Linked DNA regions of Homo sapiens: region 2 is linked to region 1. A link is a loop called in an ENCODE intact Hi-C map of the cell type or tissue named here. Cell type or tissue: Caco-2. All regions are shown on one strand. Links, peaks and the distances in the headings refer to the core of each region. The heading gives the core; the rest is flanking DNA.

Region 1 (16,313 bases), core at 2,821-10,820:
CCAGAGATGAAAACAGGGTCTCCAGGCAAATCCTTTGATTCATGGAAATAGCTGTGGTAGAGGCTGGTTTGGTCATTAGTGGCATATTTTGCATAATGATATCTTTGATAAAGGGAAACAGTCTTGTGTATATTACTTAGGATTAAGACTCTCTGCATGTGACAGAAAACTCAGGACAGCAGTGCCTTAAACATGATAAAAATTTATATCGCTCTCATGTAAATCAGATCTGGAGTTGGGCAATAAGGGCTGTTTTGGCAACTGATTCCAGATGAGCAGGGACCCAGGCTCCTTCTGGCTTGTTTTTCTTCTAAACTTCGGGGGCTGCTTCATGATCCAGGATGACTCCTCAGCTTCCAGTCATTGTGTTCATATGCCAGCACAGAGGAAGGAAGAAGAGGGGAATACGGGAGCTCCCTTCCTTTTAAGGACACTTCCCCAGAAGCCTCAAGTTTCAGCCTGTTTACATTTCACTGTCCAGAACACGTTGGCCACAAATATAATGCCCAGTGTATTCTTTTCATCAGAAAATCTCTAATTAAAAAAAAAAAAATGGGCTGGGCACAGTGGCTCACACCTTTAATCCTAGTGCTTTGAAAGGAAGATCACTTGAGCCCAGAAGTTTAAGACCAGCCTGGGCAACATGGCAAAATCCCGTCTCTACAATGAATAAAATAAAAAACATTAGCCAGGCATGAGGGCAAGTGCCTGTAGTCACAGCTACTCAGGAGGCTGAGGCGGGAGGATCCCTTGAACCCAGGAGTTTGAGGCTGTAGTGAGGTGTGATCATGCCTCTGCACTCCAGCCTGGATGACAGAGCGAAATTCTGTCAAAAACAAACAAACAAACAAAAACAAAAGCAAATCCACTATCTGCTACAGTTTCCCAGTGAATGTTGCAATAATCAAGTATTCTCTAAGAGACCACGTTAGACCTTTAAAGATTATTTTCTCGGGTCATACTCCTGTTAGGAATCTAGGCTAGAATCTGTTGCCTGGTACTTACAGGCCTATTCTAATTAAAGAGGCAGAGATTCATAGTGGTTTACAGCTTCAAGAGGGCTTAAAAGGTGTTCCTTCTAACTGCATAATTTCACAGATAGGGAAACAGACGCCCATAGAGACTTAAAAATACACAGTGAAAACAGGTTGGGGTCATGAAGAAAATCAGGGGCAGAGCTAGCTCTGGAACCTACATCAACTGATTTTAAGTCCAAAGTTCTTCCTGCTACCTCATAGGCTTCTTTTGAAATATCACTTAAAAAAGAAAAACTTTTACACTGATGGTTCACTGGAAATTCAAGGATATTGGGAGTTTTCTTGTAATTGAACTTTCTGTCAAAATCCCTTTGCTTCAATTGATTTTAGGGAATATTTCTAACATTTACCAATTCTTTTTCCTGACCTCATTCAAGTTAAGTGTGATAGATGGAATTTATATTTTCTTTAAGTTTGCACTATTTTGTGGTGGATTAGGGTCATTGTTTGGTCATCAGCTCACATTTCCCACCTCACTACAGATTAAAGTTTAGCAATGTTTTATAAGAGATGCAAAATATTCACTGATTTTCTTCTGACATTATAAGTATGTGTTTGTGTGAATGTTATGAACAAGAATAAGGTAGCCGAAGGTCTAGAAATACCAGGAAAGATAGCCTGATAGAAGCAGTTGGCTCATTTTTAATAAAAATGATTCCATGTACCCCTTATGGCATTTGTGCAATAACTTAGCCAATATTTATTATAGGGCATTGGGCTGAACGTTCTGTGACCTTGTGATATCCTCTAGAAATTATTGGTTTTTCAAAAATAAATCCCTTATACGAGCTTGTTTAATAGCTGCTAGAGAGGGTTTTTGTGGGTTTTAATAAGGTATAAGTGATGTCCTGTAGGCTGCTGCCAGATAGGAGCTTTGGTGTCATTTTTCATTGGGAAAGAGAGTGGTTTTTCTAAAGGTCTGGGGGAGGGGTGTGGGAAGTTGGGGGAATGAGTAGCTTTCTCTGGATCCAGCTGGGAAAAGATGGGTTGAGTAGAACTCTTGTGCCCACCAGGAGGCCTTGGGAGCTAAGACTAAGATGCAACTCAGAGGGAAATAGCCGCCCTTCCGTGTGGTGGAGTTTAGTTTCAGCTTCAGCTCCCTGAAAATTAGGGGTCTTGGGGTCTGTGACGTCAGATGACAAATATTTGTGGATCCTCTCCAGACCTGAGGAGGTTCTCTGATAATCGGCACTTGTTGTTTAAAAGGCAGATGGTGATGAACTGGGCTGGGAAATGATCGGAGTTGCCCAGAGGTAGGGAGGGTCCCCTGACCTTTTTCAGGGGACCCCACCTATGGAGGCATATACTCAGGCACTCGATCCATGTCCCCACTGCTGCTTCTGACCCCTTCTGTCCACCTGACCCTTAGAACACACCTAATTTTCTCTTTTGACTCCTGTGATGTGCTTCTTTCTCCAAAAACAGGGCATAGCAAGGCAACAATGACCACTGTTTAAGAAGTCTGGGTCCTGGGGTTCAAAGGAACTGAGGGTTTACTTTTTCTATCTCAGGGTCTTTGCCTTGTGTCTTAAATGTATCCCCCAAATCTCTTCCTCTAGGTCTCAGTGCAAATATCACCTCTGCAAGAGACCTTCCCTGGGCTGCCCCGCCCCCAGCACTCCCTGACTTTCACACTTTATCTCATTAACCTGCTTCACTTTCTTCAGGGCTCTGATCTCTAACTGAGCTTATCTGAGATTTGTATTTCCTCATGTGTGGTTTGCTCTGACTTCCCCCGGTAGACTGGCAGGCAGAGATGTTGTGTCCCCAGTGCTCATATAGGACCTAGCACAGGAGAGATATGTAACTGATATTTTTTATGGACTGGTTGACTGCAGCAGAATGTGATATTTTCCAGGGGAAACAGAATCCAGGTGGATCCCACTAGACTCCTGGGGGTAGCCCACTAACCCCAAATCCTGGGGAAACCATGTCTTCTTTTTATCATCTCACATACATGGACTTTTTCTTTAGAGATCTTAGCACTGTCTGTAAGTATGTATTTGTAAGATTATTTATTTAAGGCCTGTCTGTCTTACTAGGACAAGGATTCATAATCATTTTGTGCCAAGGTTTGCTTTGTTATCTGATGAGGCCTATGGACTCTTTCTCAGAACAATGCATAAAATAAAACACATAGGATTATGAAGAAGACCAATTATACTGAAATACAATCATCAAAGTGTTGAAATACAAATTTATGATATGGTTACATATGTGCTTTTTCATTAACACAAAATCTGGTGGAAGATTTAAACCTACCATAATTCTTGAGCGGTGATGGACACAATTGACTTTTTGAGAAATCTGCAAACACTGTAACTTGATATGAACATGTCTGTGGTTTCTATTGGTGACAGAGGCACAGGACCTTTTTTACTGCTGTGGTTTGTTGCCTGCATTCACAATTGAGTAAAATGCTAAATTTCAGTTAGAGATGACTGAAAATAAACATCTGATTGTTTTCCTACTCATGTTTAATGACTCCCTGAAGCTGATCCATGCATTCTAGGGGGCATCCCTGAATCCTAGGTTAAGAATTCCCGCAGTAGAATATATCACTTATGTTTGGTTCACTATTTTAACACTAGCACCTAGGACATAGTTGGTACTCTTTACATATTTGTGAATGGAAGAAAGGAAGGGACTTTTCTGTGTCTAACACTATTCTCAGAACAAGTTTGCTGAATGAATGAGTGAATTCTGCAGACAAGGCAGTGAGCTATGCAGTAATAAATGAGAGCACCCTCTTCCCCTGCCGGTTCCAGTGACAACTGTATCTTGGGTGAGGTCCTTTTTATTCTGGTGAAATCCATTGAGTGCCTCACCCACAACTAACACTGAATAAGTATTTGAATGATGAAACGCCGCTAAACCTGAGAGAGACAAACACCACCTGTAATTGATCAGGTATGATGGATCAGTGCATTGGGACTTCCATCAGACCAGCCAGCTTTCTCTTTGGGCTGTCTTTGGTTTCCTTTTTCATAGCAGCATCAGCAGCTTTTATTAGCCAATGTCTTTTGCTTGACAGCATCTTTCAGTTGGAACCAGGCTTGCCTTCACCACCTGCCCTTGGTGAATTGTCTTGGATGGACCCCCTTTCCTGTCCTGTGGGACGAGAGAGTCCTGTGGGATAGCAGGCTCACTAGTAAGCTGGTCCTGTCATATGACAGAGATTATTTCAGCCTTTCATGAATATCAACTGGAAAGACCACTGCTATGTAGATTATTGCTTTCACAGTGCTTTACAAGTCAGCAGTCACTGACAGTAATTAAAGGGAAACTCAGTGCTGGTGAAGATGTCAAATTCACTATTCAATGCCTCAGAAAAATTCTTAATATGTCAGCAGTGCAGAAGCGAACGTGCAACTTTGGTAGCAGACACTTTTTTAAAATTTTGGAATGCTTTCTAAGACCAGAATAAATAAATATTCATGCAAGTGCTACAAAAATGAAGGCTCTATTTCTTAATGGGGGAGATATAAATAGCTTGGGGAAAATATATAACAATTTCAGGTGGCTATTATAACTAGATGTTATACATGGACTAGTTTTATTGTAATTGCAAGGTGCAATCCATCTTTCTATGTTATATACTCAACCTATGTAATATCACCTCTTTTCTTTGTAATTTACCCAGTCTCAGGTATTTCTTTGTAACAATGCAAAAATGGACTAGTACACTGGGGCCCCATGCTTCTTGTTCAAAAGAGATCAGCGGCTGTTCAACCAGATGAGCACCTAGTGGAGTCTTTCTCCCTGACGTAATCAGAAGGATTAAACATTAGGGAGAGAAAACAAGCAGATCAAATGGTAAACATGCTCTGGTATTCCCCACCTGCCTTACCCCCGAGTTTATTGGCTTGCTTAACGTGATACTAAGTGGTGACTAATTATACTTTCCTTGGATCACAGCACCTTACGAGTAATGGTTTGAGGTTCAAGATGCTTGTCTAGCTAGATAATCATCTAATTATCCTTCTTCTCGTTAGGTTAGTGGGATATACATGGTCTCAGATAAGATACTCAAGGTAATAGAATATGGCTTCAGTGATGGAAGAAAATGATGTCCCCTCTTTTTAAACTCCTTAAAACTCCTGGCCTATTCTGCAAATGTGGCACTCAGTGGACTTGATTCTCAAATTGCATCTTCCTCTCCATGTGGCCCCCTCTTCAGTGATTCTTTGAGAATCTGTGGTTTTCAATTTTGGTTGCCCATTAGAATTACCTGGGAGTGATTTTGTTTTTTTGAACCACACATGCCTGGACCCCTCTCCAGGAGTGAGCACCACAGCTGATAGCCTTCAACAGCCAGGCTTCAGGACATTGCTCTAAATTCCCCATAACTACTCTCAGTGTATTTCTGTTCAGATCCCTGTAGACGGTGCTCAACCTGGGTAATACGGTTTAATTCTGTGTCCCTGCTCAAATCTCATGTTCAATTATAATAATCCCCAATGTGGTAGGTGAGGCCTGGTGGGAGATGATTTGATCATGGGGGCAGATTTCTCCCTTGGTAATGTCATTGAGATAGTGAGTGAGTTCTCATGAGATCTGGTTGTTTTTTGTTTTTGTTTGTTTGTTTGTTTGTTTTTGAGACAGAGCCTCATTCTGTCTCCCAGGCTGGAGTGCAGTGGCGTGATCTCGGCTCACTGCAACTTCTGCCTCCTGGGTTCAAGCGATTCTCCTGCCTCAGCCTCCCAAGTAGCTGGGACTACAGGCGTGGACCACCACGCCCGGCTAATTTTTGTATTTTTAGTAGAGATGGGGTTTCACAATATTGGCTTGAACTCCTGACCTCAAGTGATCCACCCGCCTCGGCCTCCTCAAATGCTGGGATTACAAGCATGAGCCACCGCACCTGGCCAGAGCTGGTTGTTTTAAAGTATGTAGCACCTCCCTTCCCTCTCTCTTGCTCCTCCCACTTTGCCTTCCGCCTTCGTGGTAGGTTTCCTGAGGCCTCCCCAGAAACTGAGCAGATGCCGGAATTATGCTTCCTGTACAGCCTGCAGAACGGTGAGCCAATTAAACCTCTTTTCTTTTTAAGTTACCCAGTCTCAGGTATTTCTTTGTAGCAATGCAAGAACAAACTGGTACACTGTGGCTCGTGCTTTTTGTTCAAAAGAGATTAGCAGCTGTTCAACCCAGATGAGCACCTAGTGGAGTCTTTCTCCCTGATGTAATCAGAAGGATTAAACATTTGGGAGAGAAAGGGAGCACAAATTTCTCATATTTGACGTCAGAAAGCAAAACTCATGAACTAATTCTGAGATATTTTAAAATTCCAGCTCTCAGCAATGGTGTATTTTGTAATTTATTGGATTTTAATCTAATTGCTTAATGACAGATTGCAAGGCCTGTGTCATATTTCCAAAAGATTCAGCAATTCGGTTTCCACCACCATCTCTAGCCTTATCTTGAGTTGATTGCACTTCACAGTCTACATTTCTACCATGCAGGGCAGCAACTTGAAGAAGGTTTGAATGTTCCCATCCCCTGTCCTGGCTCACATTGCTCCTCCTACATACAATACTTTTCTCTTCATCTGTACCACTTGAAATCTTACTCTTTCTTAAAGACCCAACTCAAATACTACTGTTTTTCATGAAGATTTTTCCTCCCTCCAATTCTGGAATCAACATCTTTCTCCAATATGTTTTTTTTTGTTTGTTTTTTGAGATGGACTCTGGCTCTGTCATCCAGGCTGGAGTGCAGTGGCGTGATCTCGGCTCACTGCAACCTCTGCCTCCCAGGTTCAAGTGATTCTCCTGCCTCAGCCTCCTGAGTAGCTGGGATTACAGGCACCTGCCACTACGCCCAGCTGATTTTTGTATTTTTAGTAGACACGGGGCTTCACCATGTTGGCCAGCCTGGTCCAATATGTTTTTACACCACTTTTATTTCTGTTCTAGTCTTTGCAAATTCTTACAAAGTCATTTCCAATACTTAGTTCAGAGGTTTTACAGATAGAGCAAATCCTGTAACATCCGAATTTTAACCTACCCATTTGGGCAATGTTGTGACTTGCATAAGGCTACAATCTGCATGTCTATCTTTCCCTCCTGAGGCCAATGACCTCAATAGTTAAAGCCCAGTCTCTTTTTTTGCAATACATATTTGTGGAATTAAAAATTGCCTCAGCCATCTCTAGCAGAGTTTAACTTTCAGAATAGCTTCTTCAAAGGACATCTGGCTATATCCAGTACATTTGTTCAGGATGGCTCATGAGTGACTGTTAAGTCTCAGTAAAAAGATTAAGACCTCTAGCCCAGTGTTTCTCAATTAGGCAGTGCATTCCTAAGATGGATATGTGTGGAATGTTTTTTGATTATCACAATGACTGGAGGTGTTAGCGGGTTTTAGTGGACAGGAGCCAGGAATGCTAGATATTGTGCAAAGTTTCCTCACAAAAAGAGTTGTCACATTGAAAATATCAATTGTTCCCCAACCCCTAAACCTATATTGACAGATATACCAATCCACATTACAAAATAAAAAATAAACTTGATTTGGAGAAAAGGGGGAAGCTCCTAAAACTCACTTTAAAGTCACAAGCAAAATGTCCTGGGCTTGTTATCAGATAGGCAAAGATTACAAAGTTCAATGATACCTGGTTGGTGAAACAGGAATTCTCACATAATGTAAGTGAGAATGTAACATTAGATGACCTTTTTGAGGACAACAAAATTTATTGATATTTAAAATGCACACTTTTTTGACCTAGCAATTTCACTACAAGATATTCGCCCTACAGATGTATTTACACAAGGGCCCCAAATTGCATGTATAGGAATGTTCATTACAACATTGGTTGACATTACAAAACAGCAAGAACAAACTATATATCTACCAAAAAGAAAATGGTTATGTCAGTGTTGGTACATCCAAATAATGGTACGTGACTATATGAAAAGACTGCCAAGATACATTAAGTAGAAAAAAGTGAAGCATGGTATACAAAATATGATTGATTTATCTTCAAAGTGTATAAATGTACATATATACAAACAGAGACAGTCCTTGCTTTTCATGGTTTGATACGAACAAAATTCAGTTACCATGTTTTAGTTAAATAATATCAGTCCCCAACAACACAGTTCAAATTCAGTCACCACAGCATGTTAACCGTGAGTCATTTAGATAAATCACAAACTTAACTACTGGCTCTTCAGTCCACAAATCACTATATAAATAATCGATACCCTTCAAAGTCTACCCTTGATTGGTCATCGACTATTTGTTATTCAGTTTACTAATAGACGGAAAAGTGTATAATTGTGTAGCCTGTCTCCAGTGATAAACTCTAAACTCATGTGACGTTTTACAAAAATGCATAATTGAGAGAAGGAATTAAGCCCAACAAAGAACGGAACAGAGATAACACTGGCAGATAAATTCACAGTCAGCGTAAATGGGGTTATAGAAGAAATCACTAGGCTGAGGAAGGAGAATCGCTTGAACCTGGGAGGCAGAGGTTGCAGTGAGCCAAGATCACACCACTGCACTCCAGCCTGGGCAACAAGAGTGAAACTCCATCTAAAAAAAAAAAAAAAAAAAAAAAACTGACTATGGGAATGTTGACCATGCTGCCATTTGAGAGACTCTAGATATGCAATCAGAGGAACTTAGTGGAGGCGAGTCTGTCAACCTTAATAAGAAAAATGGTTGTGATGAAAAGGAGGAAGGTGTCCCAGAGGAAGTGACACCAGCCAAACAGCCAAATACTTCATATTTAAGGAAGTCTTGGAGTCACTTTGTAACACTGAAAGTACAAAGAATAAAATAATGGAAGCTGATCCAAATTTAGAAAGAAATATGACAATTTAGCAAGGCATAAAAAATATAGTTCATATTATTTATATTACAAAAAGAAGGCAAGCAATGTTTAATCTTTATAAACCTTTTAGAACAAGATACTTGTCAATATTCCTAACGTTTTATATTACAGTGTACTACATAGCAATATTACTGTATTTTGTTTTCCCTTACATTTATAACCAACAGTAAGAGAGGTTTTAAAATTTTGACAAAAAATTGTAAAGGTGATGGAACAGTTGTAATTTTTTCCATTGAATATTAAGATCAATTTGCATGCTTTTTTTTTTTTTTTTTTTTTTTTTTTAAAAACAGTGTCTCACTCTCTCACTCAGGCCAGAGTACAGTGGCTCAATCTCAGCTCACTGCTGCCTCAACCTCCTGGGCTCAAGCGATCCTCTTGCCTTGATCTCCCAAAGTGCTGGGATTATAGGCATGAGCCACTGCACCTGGCCACTTTGCATGGTTTTAGTTAGTGCAGTCATTAGATCCTGTGCTCTGCAAAGTGAGGTCGGCTTATATAAGATATAAATATATACATCTATATATTTACATATATAAACAATGTATATAATATATTTGTATTTTTTAAAATGGCAGTATATATTCAAAGAATTGTTAATAGTGGTTACTTCTGAGGAGTGGGGCTCAGGGAGAGTAAAGGCAAAGGGAAATTTTATTTTATACCCTTCTGAACTGTTTGACTGTTCCATTAGTATGTATTTCTTTTTGGTATAAAACCTAATTAATAAAAAAAAGAAAAGTTAAAATTTTTTAAAAAATATGTATATGATCTGTGATTTTTTGTTTTTGTTTCTGTTTTCTGGGGACATAATCTGAAGCTTTGATCAAGAATTTCAAAAGAATTTGACATCAAAAAGGTCAATCTATTGTTGTAAGGTCACATTTGCACTGTTTCTTAGCAGAAAGATTACAAAATATGCAATTTTTTCAGGCTTGCATGTGATCTGAGTTGTTAATTTCATTTGTGTATGGGAGAAGTGGCCGAGAACAAGACCAGCTGATGGTGATGTTCAAGTGCAATTTGCAAACAGATGCCCTAAACAAAATGCCTCTGTAGTGTCTGGTGACTAACATCCATCTGTTTAGAAGCCAGAAAGGCTGAGGCAAAGTATGACCTTGTGCACAACTCTGAACATTTACTGGCTGGCAAACCAAATGTCAAATGCGTGGTAATGAGCATTTGGAAAAATAATGTTGAGGTTCCTGATGTATTTACCCTGCCAGGACTGAGATAGTGAGAGAATGAAGGGTCCCAAGTGGATGAGGCTGAGAACTTAACCACTAATCCAGGATGGGCAACCAGGACTTTGTCTGAGGGAGTCAATGGGGTGGTAAGATCCTCACAGATCCCTAATCCATTTACACAATGGATTTACACCTTCTATCATAGTCTCTGAGGTCTCCTGGATAGATGAGGAGGTCCTTCAGAAAATGTAAGCTTATTTTAACCAGTGTCAAAGAAAACCTAAGTTGAGTAGTAGTTGAAGCAGTTCAAACAGTTTATTTAGAACTATTGGAATAGGAAAAAAAAGAACTCTGTATAGAACTAGGCTCAATTCCAAATACAAGAACAAGTGGGGATTTAAGCTAAGGAGCAGGGTGGGGATCAGTGGATAGAAAATTACTAAAAGGAAACTTCAGGAGTAAGGAGGATTTTAGCTAAACTGACCTAACAGGATTCTCGGTGAAGACAAGCCAGGGTGATCAGACATCATCTGGAATACGGTGGAAGATGAGAAACCAAATTGGACATTGAGGATGATCAGATATGCAGGATGGGAGAGTCTGGCTAAAACAATTTAGCAGGGTTCTTGCTAAGACTGGAATTTTCAAAGAGGTGCACAGATGGGCTAGGAGGAGGTGGTTGAGCAACCTGACTACAGATTGGTCAAGCAATGAATCCTTGTTACCCAAAAAAGTTCTGAAAAGTCTAGTCAGTGATCAAGAATGACCAGGCAATCCTGAAGCAGGCAGGATAAAAGCTATCCACCAGCATTATATAGGTATAATCTTTTTTAACCCTTAAAACAATCCTATAATTGTTTGACCACCCCAATATCACTGAGACAACTGAGGTTCAACCGAGGTGTAAGGAGGTTAAGTAACTTGTCCATTGTCACATAGGTGGTAAGTGTTGGGCCTAGGATTTGAAGTTTAATTTCTGAAGTTCTGCATACTCACATTGAGTTACGGTTTCTCTGAAGTGCTTAAAAAATGCCTCTGGGCCATACATGTTTTGCCATGTCTTCCATTTATCAGAAATCTTGCTCATGCTGGATTATCTAATCTAAAATCTGTCCTTCCCTGCTACATTTTTCTGAACTGGGCTGACCCAGTGCTTGCCATTTTGAGTATTTAATCCTTTTGACTCTCAATTCTACCCTTTTGTGTTACTTTCATATGGTCTCTGTGGCTGGGGATCATCTTGATTTTGCCAGCTTCACATTCCAGTTGATTCAGAGGAAATGTACATGAGTCTTTAGTGTTTTCCCGAGAAATATGGCATGGTTCTGGCTTTCACTGACTTGCCTGAGGCTTCTAAGCTTGCAAATAAGAAACATCTGGCCACAGGTCTGTAAATGCATATGATAACCTTGGGTATAGTTAAATTCCATAAGCTGGTGAAGTTAAGCCATATTTGGATAGCCAGAACCTCATTTAGCAAAATCCAAGTTTTTGGTTGGATTAAATTTTACAGGGTTTTAGTTAATAATTTGAAAAATGAAACTGGCTCTTTTGGGGTTTTTAAGTAGTGGTAAAAATGGTCAGTGGAAGGCATTCCCTGCCTGGTATAAGACTTAGGGAACATGGGTCTCAAATGAGTCCCCCGTGTTAGGGAGCCATGCAACGTCTGGGTGGCAATGTTCAGGATGCTACTAGGGTTCCCTCCTAAGTCATGGAGTCAAATCTGGGCCCTTTACAGAACTTTTCATGTCAGAGCACTGAAGAGTTTGGCAAGCTAATGATTACCCACAAGCAGGATATACTGGAGAAGATGATTCTTTAGAGGTGGAAACTGGAGCTTGCACAGCTTTGAGACAATACACAGCTGAAAAATAACCAGAGTTCAAAATGTGCAGGCTTAGGAGGCAAGTACAACTCTTATAGAAACCCTTCTGTTGATTAGAACAGGGATTAACAGTATGACCGTGAGATTGGAAGAGACCAAGAATGTGTTATTAAACAGAGAAGATGACACTTCTTACAGTCATATTAAACACAATGGTGTGATTTAATGTGCTAGGCACTATGCAAGGGTATGGCCATATACAATCTCATTTAATTCTTCCCAACAACCCTGATTTGGGATTGTGGTATTAAATGTATATCCAAAATCTCTGAGTTAGTGGGTATCACATCCAGAACTCAAGACCATGTCTTACTCTATTTGGCACACTTTACATTATGATTACCTGCCTTTAATAAGCCAAAAAGCATCATCTATTGAGCATGTTGTATTTGTTAGGGTAGTGCTAGATGTTGAAACAGACAAACTCTAAATCTCAGTAGCCTAACAAGACAGAAGTTTCTTATTCATATTAAGTGTAATTGGAAGAAAGGGCTGGTGAAAGAGACTGTGCTCCACGTGGTCACCCTGGGATCCAAGCTGACATAGGTCTTTCATCTTTGACACTAGTTTCTAAGGTAACTCTGGATGCCAACAACAAGAGGCAGATGGAGGAAGAGAGATAGGGATGGTTCATTTGGTAAGTTTTTATGGGCCAGGCCTGGAAATGGCACATTCATTTTTGACCATTCTCTACCAGTCAGGTTCAGTCTTATGGCTAAATTTAACTGGAAGGGAGTCTGGGAAATGTAGACTAGTTACTGGCCCAGGAAGAAAGGGGTAAGGGTTTGGTAAACAGCCAGTCTCTACCACATTTGTGCTTTTTTACAATTATCAGAATTTAAGTATAATAAATATTGCCCTTCACCCAGTGCCAAATACCATCCTAGTTTCTGGGGATATACCAGTGAATAAGCTGAAATCCATGTCCCTAAGTCTAGCAGGGGAATACACAGAGATACAAATGCAAGGGTGATATCCATTCTTACATAGATTAACTGTTCTAGACCACTTGTGTCTTAGGTTACACTAGGTATGATGGAATACTCTCTAGTTCAGAATTAATGATTTGGATGCTTTTAGTCCCAAGAATTGTCTGCTTCAAGATCTAAACTTAGGCGCCAGTCTAAGGTAACTTTTAGTCCACTAAAAAACTTTGGTTAAAGAAACCCATTTGTAGACACCCCCAAATGTAACAAAGTCACATTGTTCACCTCTCGCAACTTAATTTCATATTACAGCATTAAGCTATCATAGCAGGATAAGCCCTCCACCTTGCTAGGCCTGAAGGTATGCCTTCTTGGAAGAGTGCCACCTAAGCTTTAGTTTGGCTGTTGGGCTATTTGGGTGGTAGGATGAGCAAGACATTTTCAGAAACTCACTGAGGACAGAGATGCTGTTTAGAGACTTGGATAATTTTGTTAAAGGATTTGACAACCTTCTCATTTGATATCCATGTTAAGATTGTGTGCTGTCTCTTAAATGTTTTCTATGTTTAAAACTCATTTAGTATTAGGCCAGATTATTTTATCTAAACTAGTTAGGACCATACATGAGCCAAAATGTTAAATGGTATTTTTAACCAAAAGTGTTTTTAAAATTATTTTATTAGCTTTCTCTGACTTTGAGAGAACACATTGAAAGCTTGTAGGAGAAGAGGATTGCAGAGAAAAATGCAAAAACTTCGGCATAAGACTGTGGTGGATGGTGTTGTAAGCCACTTGTCCATGGGTTATTTCTTTGGGAGCATGAGCTGTGAGTTTTTATTCTGTTGTTGCAGAAGAGAAGTTAAGGTTGTCTACCATACAGCATACAGCACCATAAATCAAAAATATGGATTTTCTAAAAATTAGGTCAAATGGAAGATTAAAGCAGAATGAGAAGATGGGACCAAAGGGAAAATGGATGTCACTATCTCCAAAATTAGTGGTTCCCAAACTGGGATACACAGATAAATTCTGAGGGATTACTAGTTTTCTGTGAGCATTTACTACATTTGCATATTGATTTTCATGATAACTAAAAAATATGTACAAGAACATTATGGGTCATCTGTATCACGACCTCATAACCCAGTACTGCCGGTAATATTTTGTGCCTGAGGTTGTATTTCTTTTTACAGTTGGGAGGTCGTGTGGACTAATGAAAAAGGCGTAGAGATAGACCTAAGATCTAAATGGCATGTTTGCACCAAGTGAAGGACAGAAGTCATTATAACACATTGTAGGAGTGAAGGTTTCACAGTAATTTAAATTGAGAAAAAGTGTGAGTGAATTAAATTATCACATCACACATGTAAAATTAGGCCGAAAATTCAAGAGGACATTGTGAGTGGTAACCAGTTTTGACAATATGGCTTCATCTGTTGTGTTTACTAATATTATTTAAATGAATTGTAATAGTTTTATCATTTTGTTTGCGTTAAATTTTACATACTTGTTTTGGTTCTTACAAATGTGTAAAGGTTGTTACATAAGGAATTATAACCCTTTTTAGGCTCATACACAATTTAAGAAAAAAACCCAAGAGTTTGTGAGAATTATATTTCTCACAGTGACTAAAGGTGGGCCACAGAAATCTGCATTGACCTTCCTGGTGGCTAAAACTAAAAGAGAACTTGATCAGCTAAAGATTAATCTTATCAGTAAGATTAAAATATCCCATTTGTTCAGAAGGACAACTTTGGCTGGCAGTTAAATATGAGCTAAATTTTGCCAAAGAGTACCTATCAGAGTAATGCTGATGAATGCAAAGTTGAGTATCCTTGACAACGTCCCCTGATCACTAAAACAGTGAATTTAATGCTGCTATTTCTGTAGCATCCATTTATGCAAAACAATGGAGGCTACATGGCAGTTAAAATAACTTTGTGCTGGATCAAAGCAAATGTACAACCATCTGACCTCTTTCAGTTTTTAATAAATTCAGTAAAATTTTAGCTGATTTACGTGAAATTCTTATGAAATGTTTTCAATCATAGTTTCAATAGATGCATGAATTCTTTATATATACTTAAAATCCTAATATTTTACTTTCATAATTTATTTTTTCCTTTTTGGCCTACAACTGTAACTAAAGAATTAAGGATGGTTTTTCTCCATAGCTCTATGCTAAAGAGAAAAAACAACTGCTTCTCTGTTGTTCTAGCTTTTTCTTAATATGCAAACCCTAATAAAGAACTGAATTTTTCAGGGCCGGGTGTGGTGGCTCATGCCTGTAATCCCAGCACTTTGGGAAGCCAAGGCAGGTGGATCGCTTGAGGCCAGCAGTTTGAGACCAGCCTGGCCAACATGGCAAAACACTGTCTCTGCTTAAGAAAAAAAAAAAAAAAATAGCCGGGCATGGTGGTGCATTTCTGTAATCCCAGCAATTTAGGAGGCTGAGGCACTAGGATCACTTGAATCTGGGAGGCAGAGTTTGCAGTGAGCTGAGATCTCACCACTGCACTCCAGCCTGGGTGACAGAGTGAGGCCCTGTCTCAAAGAAACCCATACAGACCTCCCAAAACCTAGTTTTTAAACCACATTATTTCTGTGTTTATGTATACTGTCAAAAAAGATAGTAAAAATAACTTATAGGCATTTGGATATGGGGGATCTTCCGGTAGCCACGTCTGAAATTGGAACTAGCCAATAACAAGCAAGTCCAGGTTTGTTTTTCCTGTGACCAATACATTTTTTCTTTGACAATCTTTGTTTTATGAGAAATTCCCTTTTTTTCACTTTGATAGTTTGTGATTTATCATTTGTTCCTTGCTTCTTCAACCCATATTTAATAATTCCCCAGCCAAATGACTATTTGCATCTAGAAGCATAATTTGTTTGAAATTACTAGAATTTTCAATATTTTCTCTAATTATCTTTGTTTATGACATCACCCTGTGACAATCATTCTCATTGTGTATGTTCCATAATTATCATTATACTAGTAAGCGTGTTCATCTGATAATGAATGACATAGGAGACTGCCTGTAATTATGACAAGGGCAAATTGAGCCATAAGTATACTAGTAAGGTGATGTTTGGAGATCATTGTTAGAATATTTTAGATAATATATCTAAGTATATTATAGTAATATCTACATCCCTAAGTAAAAAATGGAGAACATTATTCTGACGTCCCATTTCCCTCACTCACATCTCATCAATTAAGCCCTGTTAAAGTTTACTTTGTCAACCTGAAATAATTTAAAGGATCAGAATCCAGTTTAAAAGAGTTCATTCCAGGGCAAAGCTGATAATAACCATTCTGGTAACAACAGACTCCAAAAGAATGGTCTCAGTGCTCCAAGAGGAGAAGTTAAGGTCTTGCTTATATAAGCAGAAAATGAAGAAATTTAACAGGATTACAACATTTCCCATACAAGA
Region 2 (16,313 bases), core at 1-8,000, 67 kb before region 1:
TTGCTCGGCTACTCAGGCTGGGATGTGCCAGCAGCCGCGAAAGCCTGAAGCTTCTGGGAGGAGAGAAAGGAGTCCTGGGGCAGAACATGGCTTTGGAAACTTTCACGCGGAGCCTCCAGTGCCCCCACAGGGATTATTCTCCTCTTCGAGTCGCTGGAGGTGATTTGTCTGTGGACACTGGGCTTGGGAGTGTTCCCTGCACAAGGAGATGGTGATTTCTCTTAGAACTTTACTTCTGCTCCTTGGGACTTGCTCTGTGACCACAGGCCCTGGAGCATGGAGGCTTGGGGCAGTGATTAGAACTGAGAACCGGACCCGGGAGCCGCTCTGGGGAGAAAGTGGGCGGTCCATCCCCTAAGGTCCAACGGATTGGAAAGGCAAACACAGGAGAAACTAGGTTAGTGGTGCCAAATATATTTGGTGTTGCTAAGTGAATTTCTGATGCTCTTCCATTTTTCTACCCAATTTTTTCACTCTCACGTATACAATCTCTTTCCCTCCCTTTACCAAATCAGTACCTCCGCAGCTGTAAGCGGTCTTCTTATCAGCGTTCCTAAAGTTAAGTGAGCCTGGAACCCTTTTTGCTATTGTAGAATCTACTCTGATTGTGGGTAGGGAGAATTTCCCCTACTAGATTTTCTGATGACTAAATCCCCACAATTAGAGCTTCATCCCTTTGGTGTAAATTGATACAAGCATCTTTTAAGCGATAATAGATTAAGATTTACAACCCTGTAGACTTTAGTATGAATGAGTTTATCAGCTCTTTATAGAAAGTAAACTTTGAGAGAAAGAAGGTTAGAGGGATTTTAAGGTCGTTGGGTGTCCGAGGAAGATCTGAAGAAATGTCAGAAGGGGACCCGGGTGCGGTGGCTCTTGCCTGTAATCTCAGGACTTTGGGAGTCCGAGGCGAGCGGATCACGAGGTCAGGAGATTGAGACCATCCTGGCTAACACAGTGAAACCCCGTCTCTGCTAAAAATACAAAAAAATTAGCCGGGCGTGGTGGCACGTGCCTGTAGTCGCAGCTACTTGGGAGGCTGAGGGAGGAGAATCGCTTGAACCTGGAAGGTGGAGATTGCAGTAAGCTGAGATCAAGCCACTGCGCTCCAGCCTAGGCGACAGAGCGAGACTGTCAAAAAAAAAGAAAAAAGAAAGAAAGAAGGAAGGAAATGTCAGAAGGGAAACTATCAAGAAAGGGAGAATAGTCCCGGGCGCGATGGCTCACACCTGTAATTCCAGCAATTTGGGAGGCCAAGGCAGGCGGATCACTTGAGGTCAAGAGTTCGAGACCAGCCTGGCCAACATGGGGAAATCCCGTCTACCAAAAATACAAAAATTAGCCGGGTTTAGGGCCATGCACCTGTAATCCCAGCTATTCGGGAGGCTGAGACAGGAGAATCACTTGAACCCAGGAGGTGGAGGTTGCGGTGAGCCGAGATCACGCTGCAGCACTCCTGCCTGGGCGACCGGAGGGAAACCCTGTCTCATAAAAAAAAAAGAGAGAGAGCGTGCGCGAGAGAACAGATTTGTCCCACAGTAAAAAAACAGCTGGAAAAAACGCAAATGTCCAACATAAATGGAATGGTAAATATATTATGGAACTGCCAAGCAACAGTACCTTATGCAGCCTACATAAAGGAAGTTTATGAAGTTTTTAACAGCATGGGATGGCACATGTTATAAATCTATATTTATAAATATAAAGGGAAGAAAGAAATACTAAAATTGCATGTACAATTTGATCACATGTGTGTAAAATAAACATATTGGCCAGGTGCAGTGGCTCACACCCGTAATCCCAGCACTTTGGGAAGCCGAGATGGTAGGACTGCTTAAGCCCAGGAGTTTAGGACCAGCCTGGACAACATAATTAGACCACTGTCTCTACAAAAACTAAACCGACCAACCAACCAACAAACAGACGAAATAAAACCATGTGCTTAGAAAAAAAGACCAGAAGAAATATGCCAAAATTTTAACAATGGTCATCTTTGCCTTCTATCTTTTATATTTCCAAAGTGTCTACCATAGAGCTGGGCGTGTTGGCTCACAATTATATTCCCAGCAGTTTGGGAGGCTGAGGCAGAAGGATCACTTGAGGCTAGGAGTTTGAGACCAACCTGGGCAACTTAGTGAAATCTTGATTCTACAAAACTTAATAATAATAATAATCTGGCCATGATGGCACATGCCTGTAGTCTCTGCTACTTGGGAGGCTGAGGCAAGAGGATAGTTTGAGCCCGGGAGTTCGAGGTTGCAGGGAGCTATAATTGTACCACTGTACTCCAGCCTGGGTGACAGAGCGAGACTCTATCTATTTAAAAAAAAAAAAAAGTGTTGACCATAAGCATACCCATGCTCATTACAGTTGTAGATAGGGCAGTATTTACAAAATAAACATTCCTGAGGGGAGAAAAAAGTGGAAGCATCTGAGGAACTATGTGTACATCACAACTTTCTGGGTTGTAATAAGACAATTACACTAGGGTTCTCGGGGTAAAGTATTTAGGCTTAAATCCCAGCACCACCACTTATCAGCTTGGTGACCTTGGGCACCTGGCTTAAATTTTTTATGTCTCAGTTTCTTCATCTGTAAAATGGGGGCATTAATTATCTTTACCTCATGGAGGTATTTTAATAATTTAATACAATAATCTGTGTGAAAGGCTTAGAACACTCCCTGGCACAAAACAAATATCACCACCAATTTTACTTGGAGTCAACCTGGACAGGCATCTCTTAACACCATCTTTTAACACCTGCCTGTCATTAACACACTCTGAACCCCTTCAGACCCACGAGAACTCTTGCTCATTGATCATCAGGAATTGCCCATCTCTACTAAAAATACAAAAATTAGCCAGGCGTGGTGGCGGGTGCCTGTAATCCCAGCTACTCGAGAGGCTGAGGCAGGAGAATCGCTTGAACCCAGTAGGTGGAGAATATGACAAAAGAAATATGTCAAAATTTTAACAATGGTCTTCTTTGCCTTCTACTTTTTGCATTTCCAAAGTGTCTACCATAGAGCCGGGAGTGTCGACTCACACCTATATTCCCAGCACTTTGGGAGGCTGAGGCAGAAGTATCACTTGAAGCCAGGAGTTTGAGACCAACCTGGGCAACTTAGTGAAATCTTGGCTCTACAAAACTTAAAAAAATAAATAAATAACCTGGGCATGATGGCACATGCCTGTAGTCCTCACTACTTGGGAGGCTGAGGCAAGAGGATGGCTTGAGCCCAGGAGTTTGAGGTTGCAGGGAGCTATGATTGCACCACTGCACTCCAGCCTGGGTGACAAGAGGCCTTACATCACCCATTGCACTTTCACACTGGGAGGACCAAGGCCCTTGGTCCCCTGAAGGTTTGCTTCAAAATCACTGACAGGCAGATTTATTAATAGGAGAAAAGGCATACCAATGTATTGAACGTATACACACGGGAGACTTCAAAATGAAGACCTAGCCTCCCAATGAGGTCCAGAAGTTTATATACTATCTGGAGGTTACAGAAAGAATGGGGGCTTGAATCCTGGTAAAACAGGTTTTGGGAGGTGAAGAGAAGAGGAATTGCTGAGGGGATTACTAGGGAGAATGAATGGATCTCTGAACAGAGATTAATGTGTGAATAGTTCTCTTTGATAGTGAAAGTGTTCAGGTGTGGTTACATTCTTGGTCTTACAGGGAGGGGAAGAACAAGCAATTACTTTCTTTGATGGGTCTGAATCTTACGCAGATAAAGGAACTTCCACTTCTTTGTGGGAGACGGTGGCAGGGGAAGTCAGAGAGACCTTGAGGTTTCTCCATGTCAACATGTCAAAATGCCATATTTTGGGGTATTGGATTCTGAGCCCAACAACACCTAAAGCTCCTATAGTGCATACTTGTTTTATGTTCATTTAAATTATGCATTGAAAATAGTACAATATAAAAGATTTTAAAAATTTCAATATATACAAACATTTTGAAATAATAAAAATCTCCCCGACTAAAAGCAAAAGTCGGGCCAGGTGCGGCGGCTCACGCCTGTAATCCCACCTCTTTGGGAGGCCAAGGGGGGTGGATTCCTGAGGTCAGGAGTTTGAGACCAGCCTGGCCAACATAGTGAAACGCCATCTCTGCTAAAAATACAAAAAATTAGCTGGGCATGGTGGCAGGAACCTATAATTCCAGCTACTTGGGAGGCTGAGGCAGGAGAATTGCTTGAATCTGGGGAGGCGGAGGTCGCAGTGAGCTGAGATTGCGACATTGCACTCCAGCCTGGGCAACAAGAGCGAACAAAACTCCGTCTCAAAAAAAAAAAAAAGCAGAGGCAGGAGTCTCAAAAGTAGATCACTGGTAGTGCAATCCCCTGATGGGTTCTTGCCTGCCGCACAGGTAGAGCTGATTCACTGAAACACTGGTATTGTTGTAAAGATGGAGCTTAATTAATGCAAAGCTAGTCACATGGGGAGACAGGAAGTTATTACTCAAATCAGCCTCCCTGGAAATTTGGAGGCTGGAGTTTTTAAGAATAACTTGGTAGTCAGGATTTAGGGAACAGATGCTGCTGGTTGGATGAAGATGAAATCACAGGGGTGTGGAAAGTGGTCCTTATGCAGAGTCGGTCTCTGGGGTGGGGCTACAGGACTGGTTGATTTGTGGATCTGAGTGTAGTCAGCCAGTCCTCAGAAATCCAAGTCTGAAAAACATCTCAGAAGACCAACCTTAGGGCTGAGCGCGGTGGCTCACGTCTGTAATCCCAGCACTTTGGGAGGCCGAGGAGGATGGATTACTTGAGGTCAGGAGTTTAAGAACAGCCTGGCCAACATGGTGAAACCCTGTCTCTACTAAAAATACAAAAATTAGCTGGGCATGGTCGTGAGTGCCTGTAATCCCAGCTACTCGGGAGCCTGAGGCAGGAGAATCGCTTGAACCCAGGAGGTAGAAGTTGCAGTGAGCCGAGATGGCTCCACTGCACTCCAGCCTGGTCGACGGGAGTGAAACCCTGTCCCCCCACCACCCCCACCCCCCCAAAAAAAGGAAAAAGAAAACCAATCTTAGGTTCTACAATAATGATGATGTTATCTACAGGAGTAAATTGGAGAAGTTACAAATCTTGTGTCCTCTGGACCGATGGTTGGTTATAATTTATGCCTACAACTTAGCAGAATTCAGGCTCCCTTCATAATCCTAATCTTGTGTCTTTTCATTGGTTCTACAAAGACGATTCCTGACCTCCAATGAGGAAGGGATAGTTTTGGGAAGGGCTATTACTATCTTTACTTTAAGGTTAAACTATAACTTCCTCCTAAAGTTAGTTTGGCCTACACTGGGCACAGTGGCTCACGCCTATAATCCCAGCACTTTGGGAGGCCAAGGTGGGTGGATCACCTGAGGTCGGGAGTTCGAGCCTAGCCTGGCCAACATGGTGAAACCTGTCCCTACTAAAAATACAAAAATTAGCCAGGTGTGGTGGCAGGGCCTGTAATCCCAGCTACCCGGGAGGCTGAGGCAAGATAATTGCTTGAACTCGAGAGGCAGAGGTTAAGGTGAGCTGAGACTGAGCCACTGCACTGCAGCCTAGGCAGCAGAGCAAGACTCTGTCTCAAAAAAAAAAAAAAAAAAAAAAAAAAAAAAAATTAGCCTGGCATGGTAGCACACACCTGTGGTCCCAGCTACTCGGGAGGCTGAGGCAGGATAATCGCTTGAACTTGGGAGGCAGAGGTTGCAGTGAGTCTTGACCATGCCACTGCACTCTAGCCTGGGCGACAGAGCGAGACTCCGTCTCAAAAAAATAAAAAAAATAAAAAAAAAAAGTTAGTTTGGCTTATGCCCAGGAATGAACAAGGATAGCTTAGAGGTTAGAAGCCAAGTAGAGTCAGCTATGTCAGATTTCTCTTACTGTTATAATTTTGCAAAGGCAATTTCAGCGGGCCAAGTGGATTTTAAACTATATTTATACTATTGCTACATAGAAGTTCCATTTTAGCTGGTAATAACAACAACAACAACAAAAGCAAACACAAAGCACTTATATACCAGGCGCTCTTCTAAGCACTTGGCCCAAACTAATTCACTTGGTCCTCTCAGTATCTCAGTGAGGTGAGGATTATTGTTTCTTCATGAGGCTGCTGGAAGAATCAAATGAGATATGATGGCTTATCATCATTATCTTACAGCTGAGGAAACTGAAGCACAAAAAGATTCAGCTCCTTGTGTAAGTTTTCCCTGTCAGTAACAGGAGGAGAAAGGGTTGAGCCAGATGGTCTGGCTCTAGAATTTGTGCACTTAACCAACACCTCTTTTTTTTTTTTTTTTTTCCCAAGACGAAGTCTCACTCGTGTTGCCCAGGCTGAAGCGCAGTGGCATGATATCGGCTCACTGCATCCTCCGCCTCCCAGGTTCAAGTGATTCTCCTGCCTCAGCCTCTTGAGTAGTTGGGATTACAGGCGTGCACCACCACACCCAGCTAATTTTTTTGAATTTTTAGTAGAGATGGGGTTTCACCATGTTGGTCAGGCTGGTCTCAAACTCCTGACCTCGTGATCTGCCCACCTTGGCCTCCCAAAGTGCTGAGATTACAGGCGTGAGCCACCGCACCCAGCCACCAACACCTCTTATGTAAGGAACAAATATAGAGTTGTTACAAAAAAAACTAGCCGAGTTACATGTTGTATTTTGTGCAAGGTCTTTAAGAGTCCATTCACCTGTGTCCAGCAGACACTTTGGTCTCTAATGTGCTGTGCTCCATTGGGCACTAAATACATTTCACGCGGCAGTGGTTGAACTCCTGAATCCTCTGTAACTGCTGCTTGCAACCAATTTACGGCATTTCTCTGCCTAAAGCAAGATATAGTATATGAAGCATCACTTTGGGGGGATGTCTAGTGATACTAATCTTTAACTTCGATTCTTTTTTACTTTATTGTCCTCTAATAGTCATGGACACAAATGATCTCAAATTGAACAAAAGTTGAGAGGCATTTCCCTTGCAAGCTCTACTTGAAAGAACTTGGCCACTCAGCTCCTGGAAGAAAAAGTTCTTTCTCCAAGCCAAATTGAAAGACTTGTTAGAATGTTTTTTTCCTTCCAATAAATGTTAGCTTCTCTCTTTTTTTCCCTAAGTCCTTCAAATTCCACCATCCAAATAAACCTTTGGCTAGTTTTTATTAATTACATTTTGCTAGTATGCTGTTGCTGCTTTTTAAAGACTTAAGTGATTCTGGTATTTCCTTTGTTGTTATTTTTTTCCCTTTTTAAAAAATAGTTGACTCATGGCCTCTCCTGTTAGTTACTAAAGGAAGGAGACTTTGACTTTGCCACAAAAAGTTACATCAACAGACCATATATTAATTAGGATACAAATGAAAAGGGCATTCAGAAACAAAAAGTAAGACATCAGCTTCTGAGTATCTCTAGAAATAGTTGCCTGGTTGTATTCTATCATCATAAAACATTTATGGTTGATTGCTTTGTCCTCATGCGGTGGCAAGTGAGGAGGAGGTCATGGAGTACCAGAGTCTCCTTCAGCATCTCAGCTGCATGGATTTTCGTGACCCATGGGTGGGGAGAAAGATGGTGTCAGCGCAGCTAGACACACTTTTTAACAGTCTCTTCATCTTCCAATCTCAGTCTAGATAGAACTTATCTTGGAACTATAAATTGAAGAAGAAAAGAACTGTAACTCATTAAACTTTCACGACAATTCTCCAAGTAATATTTTATAAAGATACTATGGCTGGAAAGAACTTATCTATTAGTTATATGACCTTGAACTCTTGGCTTCAATAGAACTTTACCTCATGGGCTTTATTGCTCACTCTGACAAATTGAAGAAAAATTCCATTTCATTTTAGGATATGAAAGAAAAGTTCTCTGTCTGCCTCACACAAGCTGTATGTCCTTGACCAAGTAATTTAAACTTTCTGAAACTCAATTTTCTTATCTGAAGATACCATTTAAATTAATAAATGCAAATAGTCAATACATATTAAAACATGAAAAAATCTTCAATCTCACTAGAACTAAATACAAGTTTAAACCAATATTTACCAGCTAGGTAAAGATATTTTGACATACGTTTTTTAAAATTTACAATTGCAAAATTTATACTTTTAACATTATAAATTGTAAACTTAGAGAAGGTATGGAGAAATGGGTAGTGTCACACCCTGCGGGTAGACCCAGACAATGCTGTGACTTTTCTGAGGACAGTTAGGCAATTAGTAACATCAGTCATAAGTGCATGTATTCTCTAACTCAAACACTCTACCTCTAGAAACTTATAACGAAAAAAATACCCAAAGATGTGCACAAGGGCTCTTCACCCCAGCTCAGCTGGAAACAACTTAACTGTCTAGTAAAGTGAACTGGCTAAAGATTAAGTGTGTAAAAGTACACTAGATAATGAGACATCATTTAGAGATTGAAAAGCATATTTTAGCTTTGACCTGAATTACATGGGAATTACATGGGGAAATGAATTACACTGGAAAACGGTACACACACACACACACACACACACACACTTATGTTTTTAATTAATTAATTAATTAATTAATTTTTTGATGGGGTCTTGCTCTGTTGCCCAGGCTGGAGTGTAATGGTGCGAGGCTCACTGCAACATACACCTCCCAGGTTCAAGCGATTCCCCTGAGTCAGCCTCCTGAGTAGCTGGGATTACAGGCACACACCACCATACCCGGCTAATTTTTATATTTTTAGTAGAGACAGGGTTTCACCATGTTGGCCAGGCTGGTCTTGAACTCCTGACCCCAGGTGATCCGCCTGCCTCGGCCTCCCAAAGTACTGGGATTACAGGCATGAGCCACCACATCTGGCCTAGTTATGTTTTTAAATGCAAAAGTAAGTTATAAAACAGTAGATAGGGCTGGGTGAGGTGGCTTATGCCTGTAATCCCAGCACTTTGGGAGGCCCACTTGGGAGGATCAGTTGAGCCCAGGAGTTTGAGACCAGACTGAGCAACATGGAAAAACCCTGTCTCTACAAAAAATACAAAAAATTAGCCAGGTGTGGTGGTGCTTGCCCATGGCCCCAGCTACTCTGGAGGCTGAGGTGGGAGGACCACTTGAACCCCCGAGGTCCGGACCTCCAGTAAGCTGAGATCAAGCTACTGTACTCTAGCCTCAGCAACAGAGCAATACCTGTCTCAGAAAAAAAACCAGTAGGTGGGTTTTTTTTTTTTTTTCAATGAAGGTGTAGTAATTTATTACTTGTATACTTGAAAATATAAAATTTACAATATGCATTCTACAATTCCAATTAAATGTATGTGTGTGTTAAGGGTAATATTAAAATTATTAATGTGCTTTTTTTTCTTTTTGCCTTCCTGAGCACATGCTTTTTGCCCCGGTAGGCCAAGGCGTTCGTATGCTGAGGATATTATGATTTGTTACAGAGGAATTTTGAAAATGTGGTAACGTTCCACTTCTGTATGATATATAGCATTAGGTACAGGAAAGAGGATTATTGAGAAAGAATATGCCATATTCCTCCATTTCTTCATTAGAATATCTAAAGCTTGGCTGGGCATGGTGGCCCATGCCTATAATCCTAGCACTTTGCGAGGCCATAAAGGGAGGATCACTTGAACCTGGACTTCAAGACCAGCCTGAAAAACATAATGAGACACTGACTCTACAAAAAATAAAGTTAGACAGGTGTGATGGCACATGCCTGTAGGCCCAGCTGCTTGGGAGGCTGAGGTGGGAGGGTTATTTGAACTTGGGTAGTCTAGACTGCAGTGAGCTGTGATTATGCCACTGCAGTCCAGCCTGGGCAACACAGTGAGACTTCATCTCAAAAAAAAAAAAAAAAAAAAAAGAAAGCCCAGCCTGGAAAACTTGTCTCACAGAATTCTTCTGTAGTGTAAGAAAGACACGTCTCCACCTATAACATCTGTCACTCTATCACAGCAGGAGGTGAAAACATAGGGAATCAGAAGAAAATATTTTCTGGTCAAGGCCAGGCGCCGTGGCTCACGCCTACAATCCCAGCACTCAGCACTTTGGGAGGCCAAGGTGGGCGGATCACCTGAGGTCGGGAGTTCAAGACCAGCCTGGCTAACATGGCGAAAACCCATCTCTACTGAAAATACAAAAAAAAAAAAAAAAAAAAAAGAAGAAGAAATTATTGTGTGGTCAAGAGAATGATGGGAAGAAGGAAGGGAGACAGGAGAAGCGATGGTGGTCCTGTTTTCTCTCTCTAAGCTTCATCCAGGAAGGAGTGTATGTTAGAAAAAGGAGGGTAGCAGCTCTGTCTCCCACTCCCCAGATAGGGGTCTGCCTCCCAGGTTGCCCCTTCCTAACCTGGGGTGCAGCCACAACCACACCAACACCAACACAGCAAGGCAGTGTGGCCAGGTGGAGAGATACTCTGAGATTTCATTTCCTAACCACCCTTGGTAACTGGAGGCAGGGGTGCTGACTTGAGAGCCACAGTATGGTCATGGGCTGGGTGAGTGACCCTCCTTAGAGTCTAGGGAACCTCTGTGAACTGGCCCAATGTACAGACTTGCATATTTGTTACTAGCAGTAGCTGAAGTGAGGTGTAGGCCTTGAAGTGAGGTGTAGGTAAATGCCCTGAGCCCTAATTGAGCCAAAAGACAGGAAAGAATACATCTTCACAGCTGTAGATTTTATCCACAAAGGCCCACAGGGAATGTTGCAAGCAGGGACATGAAGGACAATGCTCTGGACACCAGGATCTAAATAAGTCCACACATGACATTTGGTTAAGTTGTAAAGTATCTTTTATTCTACAATCTCTCTTATTTATTTGTTAAAGGGACTAGGTTGAGGCCTGGTGCAGTGGCTCATGCCTATAATCCCAGCACTCTAGGAGGCTGAGGCAGGTGGACTGCTCAAGCCCAGTAGTTTGACACCAGTCTAGACAAAATGGTGAAATCCTGTCTCTACAAAAAATAATAAAAAATTCTGCAGGAACATTGAAAAATATATATATTTAAAAAAATAAAGGTACTTGGTCGTTTGTCTTACAAAATTCCCCACATTCTGGATTTGGCTAATTCCTTCTTCATAGTGGAAATTAATTTTTTCTCTATCCCCAATATTTCCTATAAGTTGGTAGTTAGATGTAGAGGTTTGCTATTTCATAATGCTAAGATTGAACAGTGGATTCTGATGTCAGCCTGATTCAACTACGATAAATTCACCATCAACCCTTCACATATGGTTTTAGCATCTATTGGTGATGGTGAAGACCTTTAAAAAATTCATTCTAATTCTAACATTTCTTCTGCATATATTTTCTGGAATCAACTATTTGGTTACCCTAAATAGATTTTATACAGAAAAGGCAGGATAAATGCTTAATTTCTTTCCCTTGGTTGGTTTTCTCAATAATGAATTAGTGCACTTGCAACTTCCAAAGGTGACTACTGATGTTTTTTTTTTTTTAGATGGAATCTCTGTCGCCCAGGCTGGAATGCAGTGGCACACTCTAAGCTCACTGCAGCCTCCACCTCCTGGGTTCAAGCGATTTCCGTGCCTCAGCCTCCGGAGTAGCTGGGATTATAGGCGCCCGCCACCAGGCCGAACTAATTTTTGTATTTTTAGTAGAGAGGGGGTTTCACCATGTTGGCCAGACTGGTTTCAAACTCCTGACCTCAAGTGATCTCCCGCCTTGGCCTCCCAAATTGCTGGGATTACATACAGGTCTGAGCCACTGCGCCGGGGCTTTTTATTTTTAAAGTATTAGTACAAACACATGGATTTATATGTGTTTTGGATAGATTTATGTGTTCCAATCAGTTACAATCATGATCCTTTCCCACGCTCAAATCATCCCATCTTTGGCCAATGGGAGCCCCTTCATTCTGGCATCCGTGTTTTTTAAACAACCACTTGTTTCAATAGTGTCTTTGTTTTCTGACTCAGCAAGATGTCCCAAGACCATCTTGTATATTTTTTGCCCTGAAACTGGAATCAGTTATTTCTCTAAAGCGTTCAGGTTCCGGTTCATGGGAAATAGTATTCAGGAGCTACAGTCTTGGTAATCGTGGCTCATTGCTATGTTGTTTCTGGGCCTTTTCAGTGGACAAGGCTTAGAAATATGTATTTCATAGCAAGAGACAAATGATAAGTTCATATTATTGTTTCCAATTTCATTTTTTATTATGGTATAATATACATAATGAATTTTACCATTTTAATTTTACCATGTTTTTAAGTGTACAGTTTGGTGGCATTAAGTACATTCATATTACTCTGCAGCCGTCACCACTATCCATCTCCAGAACATTTTTACCTTCCCAGACTGAAACTCTGAACCCATTAAACACTAACCTCTAGCCAGGAGTGGTGGCTCATGCCTGTAATCCCAGCACTTTGGGAGGCCCAGGCGGGAGGATCGCTTGAGCTCAGGAGTTCAAAACCAGCTTGGGCAACATAGGGAGACCTTATCTCTACAAAAAATACAAAAATTAGCTGGGTGTGGTGTGCACATCTGCAGTCCCAGCTACTCCAGAGACCGAGGGGGGAGGATCACTTGAGCCTGGGAGGTTGAGGCTGCAGTGAGCCGTGATCACGCCATTGCATTACAACCTGGGTGACAAAGAGAGACCCCTATCTCAAAAAAAAACCCAGCCCCCCCAAAACACACTAATGTCCTATTCCCCACCTCCCACCCCCACCCCACTCTAACTCCCAGCAAACACCATCCTACTTCTGTATCTATGAATATTTGTTCTTTTGTGAGTGGCTAATTTCAATTTGCATCATGTCGTTTAGGTTCACACATGTTGAAACTCGTGTCAGAATTTCCTTCCTTTGTAAGGCTAAGATTGCATTGTATGTATTTACCACATTTTTGTTTATCCATCCATTGGTGGATGGACACTTGGGTTGCTTCCGCCTTTTGGTTATTGTGAATAATAATGCTGTGAATATGGACGTACAAGTATTTGTTTGAGTCCCTGCTTTAAATTATTTTGGGCATATACCCAGAAGCATAATTACTGGAACATATAGTAATTCTATATTTAATTTTTTGAGGAACTGCCGTACTGTTTTCCATAGCAGGTGTACCATCTTACATCCCACCAGCAATGAACAAGGGTTCCAGTCTCTCCACATCCTCACCAATATTTGTTATTATATTTTCTAGTTTTTAAAATTCTGTCTAAAAACAGCTATTCTAACAGAGATGAATCAATTCAAATTTAAGCTTTTAGGATTGTGGCTACACTTTAGAAATTTTTATTCTTATTTCTTTTCTCTTTTCCTTGAAAATCTTGGTTCTTAAAAACATTAATTCAAGTACTTATTTCCTAATACTATAATGTACACATAATAGTTAAAAAAAAAACAAGACCCATATTATTTCTAATAATAAGACCACTGGGCCGGGCATGGTGGCTCACGCCTGTAATCCCAGCAATTAGGGAGGCTGAGGTGAGTGGATCACCTGAGGTCAGGAGTTCGAGACCAGCCTGGCTAACATGGTGAAACCCCATCCTTACTAAAAATGCAAAAATTACCTGGGCATGGTGGCAGGCACCTGTAATCCCGGCTACTTGGGAGGCTGAGGCAGGAGGATCGCTTGAACCCAGGAGGCGGAGGTTGCAGTGAGCTGAGATCCTGCCATTGCACTCCAGCCTGGGTGACAAGAGGGAAACTCTGTCTCAAAACAAAAACAAAAACAAAAAAACCCCACTGAATTCAGTTTAAGATTTCTCTGTGGTTCTCATGGTCCCCAGAGATACACCAGTAAAGATATATAATCAAATTACTATATTTAAAAGATACTGTAAAGAATTATTTTCCCTGTGTTATTCCATCAATTTGATATACAGCTATGATTATATTCATTGTATGAATATGATTTTGTTCATCAGTGGATTACATTCATCCCTTTGTTTTCAAATGTCAGAAACTGGTTTTTAAGAATTTCATAATTTTTAAATTATTTAAAACATTTACATAGTTCACTCAAAACTATAAAACAATATAATCAGGCCAGGCATGTTGGCTCACATCTGTAATTCCAGCAATTTGGGAGGCTGAGGAGAGAGTATCACTTGAGCCCGGGAGTTTGAGACCAGCCTGGTTAACATAGCAAGACCCCATCTGTATTTCAAAAAAATAAAACAGACAAACAAGAAACTGGCACAATCAGAGAATTCTCACATTAATATCCAACGACTCTCTTCTTCTACTACCCTCTCTCCCACTGTAGGTAGCGACTAATTATCTATTAGTGTTTGGTTTATTCTTCAGTTGCCTCTTTTTAGAAAATATAAACACACAGTTATATTCATATTCCCCTCCCTTGTACACAAAATGGCAGCTTACAAGCCCTGTTCTGTGCCTCCTTTTTTCATTGAAGAATATATTCTTGTGCTTACTCAATATCATAATACTGAAATCTTCCTCATTCTTTTTCTACTTAATATTTCTCTGTGTAGGTTTATTATAAAGAAATCTTCCTGATTCCTTTGCACTGCTGCAGAATACTACACTGTGTGGGTGTATCCATAGTTTATTTAACAAGTTCACAAGTGATAGAAATCTGGTTTGTTTCCAGTATTTTGCTGTTACAAATAATACCACAAAGAATAGCATAGACCTCACTCAAGAATGCTCTGGTAAACGTTTGCCAACAAGCTCTCTGGAAAAATTAAATGAAATGAAAAACAACCCTGATTGAGCACCTTTTCATAATATTTAATGGGCATTTGGATAGCTCCTCTTCTGTGAAGCATCTGTTCAGCCTCTTCTTACTTTACTATAAGGTTGTCCATCTTATTCTTTCCTCTATGTGAGCCCTTTTCTGGACATATGTATTTCAAATACCCTTTCTCATTATTCACTGTCTTAGTGATTTCTTCTGAATTTGAAAATTTTGGCCAGGTGCGGTGGCTCACGCCTGTAATCCCAGCTACTCAGGAGGCTGAGGAAGGGGAATCACCTGAACCCAGGAGGCAGAGTTTGCAGTGAGCCGAGATCATGCCACTGCACTCTAGCCTGGTCGACAGAGCAAGACTACGTCTCAAAAAAAAAAAAAAAAGAAAAAAAAATTAACATAGTCCAATTTATGAAAAGTTTCCTTTAAGTTTGGAGCAGAGTTCTGTTTAAGAAATATTTGCAAGCCTGGGCGACATAGGGAGCCCCCGTCTCTGTAAAAACTTTTTTAAAAAAATCAGCTGGGTGTGGTGGCAGGTGCATGTAGTCCCAGCTACTCCAGAGGCTGATGTGGGAGGATCACTTGAGACTGGGAGGTTGAGGCTGCAGTGAGCCATGTTCATGCCACTGCACTCCAGCCTGGGTGACAGAACAAGACGCCATCTCAAAAAAAAAAAAAAAAATTGCTTTGGACTTCACATTAAAAGTAAAAAAAGAAAAAATAAAAAAAATAAATATTTGCTTACTCCAAAGGTATGAAGATATTATATGTTTTGTTCTAGAAGCTTTATTATTTTGCTTCTTTCATTTCAATCTAAAATCTATCTGGGATTCATTATTTTGTGTGATATGGATGAAGATTCATTTTTTTCCCTATGGATATCCAATTAATCCAGGAGCATTTATTGAAAAGATCATCCTGTCTCCTCTGCATTGCAACATGACTTTGGCATATGTATATGTGTGCGTCTGTTTCTGAACTTTCTATTTGTGTGTCTGCGTCTAGGGTTTTTGTTGTTGTTTTGTTTGTTTGTTTTTGTAGAGATGGGGTTTCACCATATTGCCCAGGCTAGTCTTGAACTTCTGAGCTCAAGCAATCTGCCCACCTTGAACTTTCTATTTTGTTTTACTGATCTATTTGTCTATCTTTCCACTAATTCTCTCTGCCTTGATTATTGTAGCTTTATATGTAGCTTTGGTATTTGATATTGTAAATCCTGGAACATTTTTTAAAGATTGTCTTGCTTATTAATCATCCTTTGAATTTCCATATAAAATTTAGATAGCTTACAGATGTACACAGAAAAACACTTTCTGAAATTTTGTTTGGGAGTGACTTGAATTTTTAGATAGCTTTAGGGGGGAACTGACATCTTTACAATATACCAGGTTCATGAATTTTGAGCCTTCTAATACATGAAGCTGGTCTATTTTTGCATTTATTTAGGTCTTTTTTAGTTTTTTTAAATAATATTTTGCAGTTTTCTACATACAGGTCTTGTGCATCTTCATTAGGTTTTTCTCTCAGTATCTAAGGTGTTTTGATATGATTGTAAATAGCATCTTTAAAAATTTTTATTTATTTATTTTTATTTAACTTTTAAGTTTAGGGGTGCATGTGCAGGTTGGTTATGTAGGTAAACTCATGTCACAGGGGTTTGTTGTACAG

The links. Hi-C counts contacts between places; a loop is a spot of excess contacts. Peaks named below come from ENCODE experiments on the same cell type or tissue, not always from the same donor. Only the 100,000 strongest peaks of a DNase experiment are listed, where the experiment ranks them.
Region 2: it touches region 1 in a loop (6-fold over the local background); 5 of 110 quality-filtered maps call a loop at or near these places.

Annotation. Positions count from the first base shown.
Region 1 is chr9:4,409,102-4,425,414 of GRCh38, reverse strand. It overlaps a transcript of GLIS3 not described here. Among named protein-coding and RNA genes, the nearest start is that of SLC1A1, 73 kb to the left of the region's middle. RefSeq lists a silencer at 172-466. In Caco-2, for the core only: no CTCF peak of the experiment used is centred there; a DNase peak (open chromatin) is centred at 5,914.
Region 2 is chr9:4,473,712-4,490,024 of GRCh38, reverse strand. It overlaps a transcript of GLIS3 not described here. Among named protein-coding and RNA genes, the nearest start is that of SLC1A1, 8.6 kb to the left of the region's middle. RefSeq lists a silencer at 3,205-3,294. In Caco-2, for the core only: no CTCF peak of the experiment used is centred there; DNase peaks (open chromatin) are centred at 298 and 3,294; H3K4me3 peaks cover 1,344 bases.